2 separate regions of the Homo sapiens genome follow, and region 1 is linked to region 2. Evidence: chromatin loops called from intact Hi-C (ENCODE). Cell type or tissue: endothelial cell of umbilical vein. All regions are shown on one strand. Each heading gives the region's core, and the rest is flanking DNA. Links, peaks and the distances in the headings are about the cores only.

Evidence for each region. A loop is a pair of places that touch in the nucleus more often than their neighbours do. Peaks named below come from ENCODE experiments on the same cell type or tissue, not always from the same donor. Only the 100,000 strongest peaks of a DNase experiment are listed, where the experiment ranks them.
Region 1: a loop joins it to region 2, with 7 times the contacts of the local background. A loop is called at or near these places in 1 of 110 quality-filtered maps.

The regions. Positions count from the first base shown.
Region 1 is chr3:29,681,193-29,686,584 of GRCh38, forward strand. The region is part of intron 4 of RBMS3 (RNA binding motif single stranded interacting protein 3); the gene reads left to right. Among named protein-coding and RNA genes, the nearest start is that of RBMS3-AS2, 41 kb to the left of the region's middle. In endothelial cell of umbilical vein, for the core only: no CTCF peak of the experiment used is centred there; a DNase peak (open chromatin) is centred at 2,599; H3K27ac peaks cover 1,821 bases.
Region 2 is chr3:29,599,857-29,605,248 of GRCh38, forward strand. All of the region lies in intron 4 of RBMS3 (RNA binding motif single stranded interacting protein 3), which reads left to right. Among named protein-coding and RNA genes, the nearest start is that of RBMS3-AS2, 40 kb to the right of the region's middle. In endothelial cell of umbilical vein, for the core only: no CTCF peak of the experiment used is centred there; a DNase peak (open chromatin) is centred at 2,505; H3K27ac peaks cover 1,591 bases.

The DNA of each region.
Region 1 (5,392 bases), core at 258-5,257, 81 kb after region 2:
CTTAAATGTTCTTCATGAAATGTTTCATTAAAATTAGTGTAAGAATGAAAAAAATGTACAAAGAGAAAGCTAATCAGCTTCTTCTCCTACCAACACCTCCAACATAAGTAAATAGCCTCATGCTGACTGATCTATAACTTTATTTTTTTTTCTTCAGCTTTTATTTTAAGTTAATGGGTACATGTGCAGCATGTGCAGGTTTGTTACGTAGGTAAATGTGTGCTCTGGTGGTTTGGATCACATATTATCCCATCACCCAAGTATTAAGCCCAGCATCCATTAGCTAGTCTTCCTTATGCTCTCCATCCCCCACACAATCCCCCCAGACAGGCCCCAGTGTGTATTGTTCCCCCTTCCATGTGTCCATGTGTTCAATCATTCAGCTCCCACTTGTAAGTGAGAACACACAGTGTTTGGTTTTCTGTTCCCGCGTTAGTTTGCTGAGGATAATGGCTTTCAACCCCATCCATGTCCCTGCAAAGGACATGATCTTCTTCCTTTTTATGGTTGCATAGTATTCCATGGTGTATATGTACCACATTTTCTTTATCCAGTCTATCATTGATGGGCATTTGGGTTGATTCCATGTCTTTGCTGTTGAGAATAGTGCTGCAATGAACACATGCATGCATGTATCTTTATAATAAAATGATTTATATTTCTTTGGGTATATACCCAGTAATGAAATTGCTGGGCAAATGGTACTTCTGCCTCTAGGTCTTTGAGGAACCACCATACTGTCTTCCACAATGGTTGAACTAAAATTTGCACTTCCACCAACAATTTAAAAGCATTCCTTTTTATCTACAACCTCACCAGCATCTGTCATTTTTTGACTTGTTAATAACAGCCATTCTGACTGGTGTGAGATAGCATCTCAATGGATCCACAACTTTCTTTGTGCTCACCAATCTTACGAAAGGATGGCTTGATGCAGGAAGGCAATTAGATGTTTGTTTGTTTGTTTGTTTTGAGTCGGAGTCTCGCTCTGATGCCAGGCTGGAGCGCAATGGTGCCATCTTGGCTCACTGTAACCTCCTACTCCCTGGTTCAAGTGGTTCTCTTGCCTCAGCCTCCTGAGTAGCTGGGATTACAGGCACACGCCACCATGTCCAGGTAATTTTTTGTTTGTTTGTTTGTTTTAGTAGAGACGGGTTTCACCATGTTGGCCAGGATGGTCTCCGTCTCCTGACCTCATGATCCGCCGGCCTTGGCCTCCCAAAGTGCGGGGATGACAGGCATGAACCACCATGCCCGGCTAGATGCTAGTTTTTAAACAAGCTCTGATTCATTGATAATGATTTTTGGCTGCTTGGGGTGCTGTGTTAGGAAGGATCCTGTCTATACTTAGTGGAAGAGTACCAAGATTTCTTACAGTTTTTGCCACAGGCAGGAGTTGAAACTGGAAAGCAAGGGAGTGGGTGGCATTCCTTTCCCATTGTAGGTTTGGGGAGCGAACTGCTGCACCTGGCAACTGAAAGGGCCAGAAGGGCACAGAGTACCACTCTATAACATTTCTATTCTGGTTCATTTTTGTGTCCTATTAAAACAGCTAATGTTTCTCTGCAACAGTGCTATTCACAAAAAGGCTGTCCAAGTAGGGTTTGGATACACAAAGTAGGAAAGAGAGAGAGAGAAGGAGATAGATTGGCAGAAACTAGCATATTCTATCATTCTAAGAATGCAAACGTGTCACCATTTGCCTTAAAGCTGATATACTCTAGGAATTACTCTTCCTATGCAAAGTGTACAATTCTAAGTGTTTAAGTATTTGGATCACTGTTACTGTGGGATAATAATGTCCAGTTCAACTTCACTGCTTTTCTCAGAGAGGCAAATAGATACTGGGTCAGTCAAGATTATTCTTAGTGTGTCGGGGGCAGAATGGTGGGGTGAAAAATCAAGCTTTGCTTTCATTTTTTACTACCCGGCTTCCTACATAACACTTCAGCAGATGTCAAGACCATTTGTTTGGTTCCTCATAGCCTCCATGTGATCTTTCTCTTCACTGCAGTGTTCCCCAGGTGTGAGTTGCTTTGCTCAAGATCATTTTCAATGACTCAATTTTCAAAGCAAATGTACACACAAGACAGTAGTATTTTCAAAAACACAGGTTATCACATTTTCCAAGGGGGATAGACAAGAGAAGGGAGGATGCCGAGAATAGAGTGTGAGTTTATTTCACATAGCAGGTCTCATAAAGATTGCATCCATAAATGTGCTGCCAAATTGAACAATAGCAGTGGGGAATAAAGGGGAGGAGGGAAGAGAGGACTCAGATGAAGGCAAAGAGAAAAAACAACTTTAGGAAAGTGTGAAGTTTAAGGAGACATGCCTATAACACTGGCTTTCTACCCAGTCTCATGCTAACTCCTGGCTAGAAATATATAGGGACACAGACACACACACACACAAACACACCACCTCCTTGAAGGAAGAAACATTTTATTTAATCAGGATTGCTAAGGAATGTTGCTGCTGATAAGGCGACAGAAAATATTTCTGGGAGTGCATTTTCGGAACTTGGGAACAGAGACAGTCTGTCTGAACCCAGCTCAACTTTTCTTTCTTATCACTTTTTAAAAGCATGTTATCTTTAAGAGCCAAATTAACTTTTCATGATATGGTTTCTCAGCAGCTGACACTTGGGCATTACAGGGCTGGACAGGAATGACTAAGCAGTTTTGTAAAATGACTATCCCCAGAGCTGCTGGCTTGCTGGTTTTGGTGTCAATCATATATTTAGGATCTTTTTTCCTGTCTAGATTTATGTAGCTCTTTAAGAATAGAATTGCTTGGTCCAGGAAAGGTGTGACTAGTATAATAAACAAAAGAAGCCACAGAGGATATTCTTGTGAGAAACCAATTAATTATTCACACCAATATGTTATAAGTACAGTTCATTTTCTCTTTTGACTATTGCATTACAAAGAATTTTCTCAATGCATTCAGGAGATATAATTAATAATACCCTAAACAGTAATTTTAATAGTTATGGTGTTGTACTGGGAGGCCTATCAACTAAAATTCAAAAATAAAATAAACACAGTCCCTACTTTTAGGAAGACAAGAGTCACTGTATTTAAATTTTTACTTTTGATGTCTTTATTATTTGTGGACACTCTGAAAAACATAAAATGTCATATTATAACAGACTTTAATGTTTTAAAATAAGTGGGATTTTCAAAAACACACAGTTCTGGAAAGGTGTATTTCTTTATGTACCTATCTATATGATAAGAAGTTTTACCACATGGCTGTATCATTTATGGAATCAATTAAAACCAACTGTGGTGGTAAAAAAATAACCTCTAGTGGACTTATTCAACTGTATATGGAATTTTATTTAGGGAGTTATGGAATGAATAGTTTTTTTCCCTGAAAGCATTGTTTTGTTAGTTTTCTGATTGTTTGATAGATAGACATAAAAATTTTCCTTATAAGTCCTTGGATATAATTTTACTTTTCACATATGATTGATCCCTTCTATTTATTTTGCCATCAGAAACCAATTTTTTAACATTGCATATTATCCAGAATTTGAATGTCACAAAATTCAAACAGGTAAAATGTAAGGTTTGTTATGTACACACACACACACACACACACACACACACACACACAGACACATACACTGAGCTAAAGAGGATGGTCTTTGTGTACAGAAAAGGATAACATTTTTTCCCTTTAGTATGTTTATTGATGAACACAAACAGAATTCTGTTTGGTTTATGTTGCATGTTTTATTGTTTCTTTTTTTAGATTTTAATTTTCCTGTTACTATGTGTGTATGTGTGTAAGTATAAGTTTTATATTTTTCAGGGGTAAAACAGTTTCCGGTAAACAATTTTTTTGTTTTGCTTTGTTTTGTTTTGTTTTGTTTTGAGACGGAGTCTTGCTCTGTCACCCAGGCGGGAGTGCAGTGGCGCGATCTCGGCTCACTGCAAGCTCCGCCTCCCGGGTTCACACCATTCTCCTGCCTCAGCCTCCCGAGTAGCTGGGACTACAGGCGCCCGCCACCACGCCCAGCTAATTTTTTTTTGTATTTTTAGTAGAGATGGGGTTTCACCATGTTAGCCAGGATGGTCTCCATCTCCTGACCTCGTGATCCGCCCGCCTCGACCTCCCAAAGTGCTGGCATTACAGGCGCGAGCTGCAGCGCCCAGCCCGGTAAACATTTTTTTTATAGAGGGAGTTTTAATACGTTCTGTATTAGTTTCTCTGTTTTTTCATTTGTATATTTGATGTGATACTCAAGTTGCTATTTAAGCTCTATTCTACCTTTTTTTGTCCCATGGGAGTCCATTCCATCCTCTAAAAAAGGGAAGAACATCAGTTCTTTAGCCATTACTTGGTGCAAAACAAGTTCCGGTTTCCTCCTTCCCTCAGGTGTGGATAAGAGCAGAAAAGTAGATACACAAAGAGGTATATACTTATTAGAAAGAAATCACTTGCTTAAACAATAGGCAGGAACTGTGCGACTCGACCTGGAACAAATAGGCATAAATAAGCAGGAAAATGTAATATTTGTTTGAGAGCTTGAAATGCAGTCTTTTAGGACATATCTAGGACATCCCTGCATCATCACTTTGGTAAGAACTTCAGTACCTTGCCTGCCAGTCATTTATATGCACGTTCCGTCACAGTTAGTCCCACCTCTCCCCACACCTTCTGCACCACTGCTGCCACCACCATCACTGTGCCTGGCAGCTGGGTGAATCAGGAAGACTTCTAACGTTAGTTTTCCCATATTTACCAACAAGTCTTCCAAAGTGGGCCCAAATTAAAGTTGTGTAACAACATCGCTTTCCCTCTCTGGATCTTCATTACTGGAGATGGAGGCAAGCACTTTACTATGGTAAGCACTTTTGACCTTAGACAGGTGGCCTAAAAGGTGGGTACCAACTAGCCTTTAGGACATATTCAGGAGGGCTTCTATACCAAGACTCTCTGGCCAACGTAGGCTAACAGTTCTTTTCCCTTGAGTTTTCATTTGCTTCATCTTAACCATATCTCTATTACTCTAATCAGTACATTCTAATAAAATTACTTGTATGTCTCTCAGTAAAAATATGGTCTTCTTGAGTCCCCCCATTTCAAAATTATTTTATTAGATCTTTTTAGGCTTACTGTGTCTCTGAAGGGCTTGGTGTATATTCATTGTTTGATAGCATATCATGGACAGTTCTGATATTTTAAACAAAAAATAGGCCGGGCATGGTGGCTCATGCCTGTAATTCCAACATTTTGGGGAAGATGAAATAGGAGAATTGCTTGAGGCCAGGAGTTTAAGACCAGCCTGGGTATCATAAGAGACCCCATCTCTGTAAAAAATAAAATTAAAAAGCCAGATGTGATTGCATGCCCCACTAGTCCCAGCTACTAGAGACGC
Region 2 (5,392 bases), core at 300-5,299:
GTGCAAAAACTGATCTTAATCCATAAAGTATTCACCCAAATCAGGAAATATACTAAAAGACAAATATAGTAAACAAAAAAAGATGTAAGCATACAAGTCACATATGAAAATCCACATTATAAATCATCATAAATATTACTAGTAGTAAAATAAATGTAAATAAAAAACCAAGATACTATTTTTACTATCAAATGTACACTAGTTAAAACAAATAGAGTAATGATATTTTGATAAAGTTACGAATTGTTGTGGAAATGTGAATTGGTTTGACTTTTCTGAAAATTATTTTTAGTGTTTGAGCTGTTAATTTCCTTCTAGAAACCCACCTTAAAATCAAAGGTGCAGAATGCCAATATTTGCACGTTTGTCCCTTCAAACCTCATGCTGAAATTCGATCCCCGTGTTGGAGCTGGGGCCTAGTTGGAGGTGTTTGGGTCATAAAGGTAGATCCCTCATGAATGGCTTGGTGCTCTCCTAACAGTAATAAATGAGATCTTGCTCTATTAGTTCCCACAAAAGTTGGCTATTAAAAAAAGCCTGCCACTTTGACCTTCTCTCTTGCCGTGTTATCTTTGCACAGTCTGGCTTCCCTTTGCTTTCTGTCTTGAGTGGAGGCAACCTGAGGATCTCACCAGATGCCCAGTCTTCCAGCCAGCAGGGTCATTAGCTAAATAAGCCTCTTTTTTAAAAATATAAGTTATGCAGCCTCACGTATTTCTTTTAAGCAACACAAAACTGACTAAGACACAGATCACACTCAGTTGTAGCATGAGTTGTAAATGGTAAAAATTTGAGCAACATAAAGTAGCCAAAAATAATCCTGCTCGACAAAGTCTCTGCAGTGTAGTAGCTTGAAAATTATGGCAAAGCCATCAACTGCTGCCACTTAAATAGCATTTTTTGAAAGCATATTCAATCTTAGGGAAAAATGGTCATAGTAAAAGTCATACTAAAATTCTGTAGGTAGGGAAGTGGGGTCATTTTTTTCTTCAATAATCATATCTGTGTTTTCCACCTCTCTAGAATGAACATTGGTCACTATGTAATGTAAAAATGACAATATCATAATAAAAAAGATAATAAATGTGATCTATAAAAAGTTACCTAGCTGATTATTCAGAAACCAAACCTGTCACATAGCATGTACTGGTTAATGGATTGTCAGAGCATGAACAGTGATGGAACCCTGTTGATCAAATGCTGAGGCAAATCAGCCTCTTTAATTAGGTACTGATTGTGACAATTGAGTTCATCCTAATAAAATAGCATAACATACAATATATATTTATTACTTATTTTACATAATAAAGATGTATAAATATATAAGTACATATAAATATATGAAAATTATTTACACAATGCTATGTTTCTTGAGCACATATTATTTAGGAAATGTAATTGTGATGTTTGCTAATAACCATCACAGAAACTATGAAATTCATATAATTCTTTATGCTGAATCTAAGTAATAAAAGTGTATATGTCATCTTCGAAATTATGAAATTGGGGGGCCCTCCTACTCTATTTAGTAAGCTGTTAGGTTCTAAAGGATGTCTAAGATAATGAATAACATTACTTATAAAGGTTTGAAACTTTTCAAATGGTCTCCATATAGAGACAGACTTTTGGGCTGGAAGAGAGCATAAAGAAATACTCAGTATGATGAAGTGATATGCCAAGGTCAAATGATGAACACTATGCATTCTAAAAATTAAAGGACTTGTGTTTGCCTTAATAAAATATTGCCAATAATCCTCGAGTATTAAAAAACAGACTACCCTCCTATTTTACTGTTCTAATGTTTCACTGTGCAAATAATTTCTAATTGTAAACAAAGTTGTCACACTATCTTGCACATTAAATAAACCATTAATTAGAATACTGTGAGGGACAAAATGCTCTGGTCACTTAAGTATTTAATTCAGACTCTCAGTCTTTTTTGTTTGATGATGTACTTTTTAATTTATGCCTTGAAGTCACCAAGATAAAACAGAAGAGGAGACAGTGGTGACATTTGCTTATGAGTGAGCATAGGCTGTGAGGTCTTGAGTAGAGTTAAGAGGGACCATATGTATTCCTTCCCCACCTTGGGAACTCTGATTAGCCAGAAAGCAGCATTTGTAGATTAGAAATGAAGAAAATGACAATTGTCATTCATTTGGACACAGTCTGATCTCTAAATAAATCCCTTAATGCTGTGTGGGAGTTTCCTGGTGATTAGTTCTGTTTCATACTCCTCTTGCTGCGGGCAACTGAGTCCTCCAAATTTTAATAGAGTTTTGCCAGCATAATTGCACGGTACACTGACACAAGTTAGTTTTTCTTTTTTACACATTTTCCTTCACTTGAACTTTCTGGCCATTTTCCACATGCATTTGACAGAAGAATTACAAATATAGAGTGTTATTATATCTTAGATGGAGGAAATGGTCCATGGACCCATGTCTGAAACGTTCAGTCTTGGCAATCAAGGCTCTCACCTCAGCATTTGCTGGGACACAGGAAACCAGCTAATGGCTGATAACGTCCAGGAAATTAGTAACTTGTGCATATGGTAAATGCTCCAATCCCAGCCAAATGATTTGTTTAACTGATGGCTGGAGTTCTCATAGGGACTGTTAGCACAGTGGAATAGTTGGGTTTTATTAACTGGACTATGTGCTAATCCTTGTTGTTCCCTAGTTGAAGAATGTAACCATAATGCAAAATACAATGGGAAATTGTATATCCAGAAAGTAAAGATGTTAAAGGCACCAACATTCTATACTCCAAAAGAACTGATTTTTTTTGCGTCAACATTATTAGTATCACAATTTTCTTACAACTATTATCTTAGTTCAGAATTCTATAAAATGAATTATGCATACCTTTTTGTTATGGTAAAGACATTAAATACAATGTCACTTTGCTTAACATCTTATTCCTATCTGTTAATTTTGTTAGGGACAGTGATGATTATAACCTATTGCTTGCATTCATTGATTTTCTACAGAGTATCCAGATATCAGGACAGCCTTGTGCTTTCACATGTTGTCTCCCTCAGGCCCAAGGTCAAGTGGCAGTTCCTTGGGAAAATCTTACTGACACCCAATTCTAGGTCACGTTCCCCTTTTTATCTGTTCTCATAGAACCTTCTTCATTATCATAGGGTTTATGTGACAATTTGTAATTTAAATTTTGTACGGGAGACTATTGGATTACTGTTGCTTTTCCAGACTAGAGTATAAAATATAAATGCAAAGATCATAACTGTTACCACTCCCACTGTATATCTTCTGAACCAACCACAGTGCCTATCCAGCAAGTAGCAAGTAATAATACTTGTTGAATGAAATAACTCCATGTGGTAGTCGTTAATGTCCCAGTTTTACAAATGAAATAATTAAAGCTCAAAGAGCCTAATTTATTAAAATCATACAGCCAACTGGATGTCAATATCCTATCTCATGTCTAACTCCAAAACCATTAATGTATTAGAGCTCTTTCTTTTTAATTGAGTAGGACAAAGAAAGAAAGTACTGCAAAATTCATATTTCCTTTTATAACAAGGTTGAAACCTTATCTGTGCAATCTTTTAGAACACTGGTTCTCAACTAGAGGCATTTTGCCCACCATAGAGGACATTTGGCAATGTTTGGAGACATTTGTGGTTCTCTTGACTGAGAGGAAAATTAATATTGGCATCCACTGACACTATATGATGCATGCCAGAGCCCCTCCACACTTCATTGGTCAGTTCAGCTACCTCCCTCTTTTGTTTCCTTTCTTTCTAGCTTCCTTTATTGATTCATTCAGCATAAAGCATATGCATAGACTGCTTAGTGTATAGAAAACCAATAACAAGTAAGATACAATTCCAGACCTGAGGAAACTTATGGTTTATAGGAAAGTGCAGATAAGTAAGTAGGTAATTATTACCCATGGTAAAGAGCTACCTAGAGGTGTACATTCAACTGGCCACTATGTTAATACTGAAGCTAACACCTGAACCACTGCTTTAGAGCCCTGGTTCTCAACTACAATATCTATAAACATTTGTAGTGGTCACAATTAGGGCACAAGTTGCTTTAGAGCCCTGGTTCTCAACTGCAACATCTATAAACATTTATGGTGGTCACAACTAGGGCACAAGTTGCTACTGGCATCTGTTCGGTGGGTAGAAGCCAGGATGCTGCTAATCATACTGCAATGCATTAAATAGTGTCTCATTTTTGCTACAATAAAGAATTATTCGGTCTAAAATATCAATAATGTCAAGGTTGAGAAACGCTATTTTGGAATAATAAAACCAGATCATTGTGGTTTTGCCATTGCATTTTAAAAAATCAATCTTAATTTTCTTGCTCTCCATAATTATTTTTTACATATTGTAACTAGCAATATAATTGTGAGTGTATAATATTTCATCTTATAAGTGACAAGAAACTATATGATTACTTATTGGAAACACCATTTTTAATATCTTTAATGACATGTCATACTAACATTTGTAGTTTATTGTACCTCCTTTCTTTTAAACTTCTATCATAGTCCAACCTTAAGCCTTTGTGACACTTCTATTTTTTAAGTTTAGTCCTTGGATGCTATTCCTTTTGGAGGCAGAATCCAGGCCTGGTGCCTCATCATCCTTCCTATAGAGTTCTGCACATGGTGGGCTCTCGGATTTTTATTGAATGTCTCAAAGCAAGTTAATTCTCCTTCAGAGGCTAGGCAACTAAATGTCGTGGGAAAGAAGAATCCAACTGACTAAAATAGATATCATGCTACAGTACCTGCAAATGAGCTCAGATATTAAATTTTTGATCACTAAAAATTCCTTCAATTAGAGTTGGAAACCATATATGATTATGCTTCTGGATAATTTGCAATGGATGTTCAATTTTTCTTTCAGGAAACAGCTCTGTTCCTTTAGTTTTTAATATCTATCACTCAGTAGATCTTAGCAGTTAGTGATCATTAGTTTTCCTCCAGGGATAGACTACTAGAAGAGTGGAAATTTGGTTGGCATTTGTCTACCAGCATATCTTTTTAATGGGGTTAGAGCATGATAGCAATTAAACCTTAGGTGCTTTGAGATATCTTTTGGCATATTGGATATGTTGACATCCTCCTCCAAAATAAAGCAAAAATAAATCTTATAATGACTTTCTTTTCTTTATTCATACACTACAACTTTCTCATAGCTTGTTTTGTAACTTGCATTGAATATTATGGTTCCATTCCTTCTTTGTATATTTCAAGCATAATATTTATATTCTCCTTATATTTTTGTAAATTGTTTATCCTCCTTTGCTTTTCCTCCTTTGAAATACAATCTGAAAACAAGTTATGGATTAAAGGAAGCCACTGTGCAGACTAAAAATTCTTAAACTGAAGAAAAAATGAAACATTT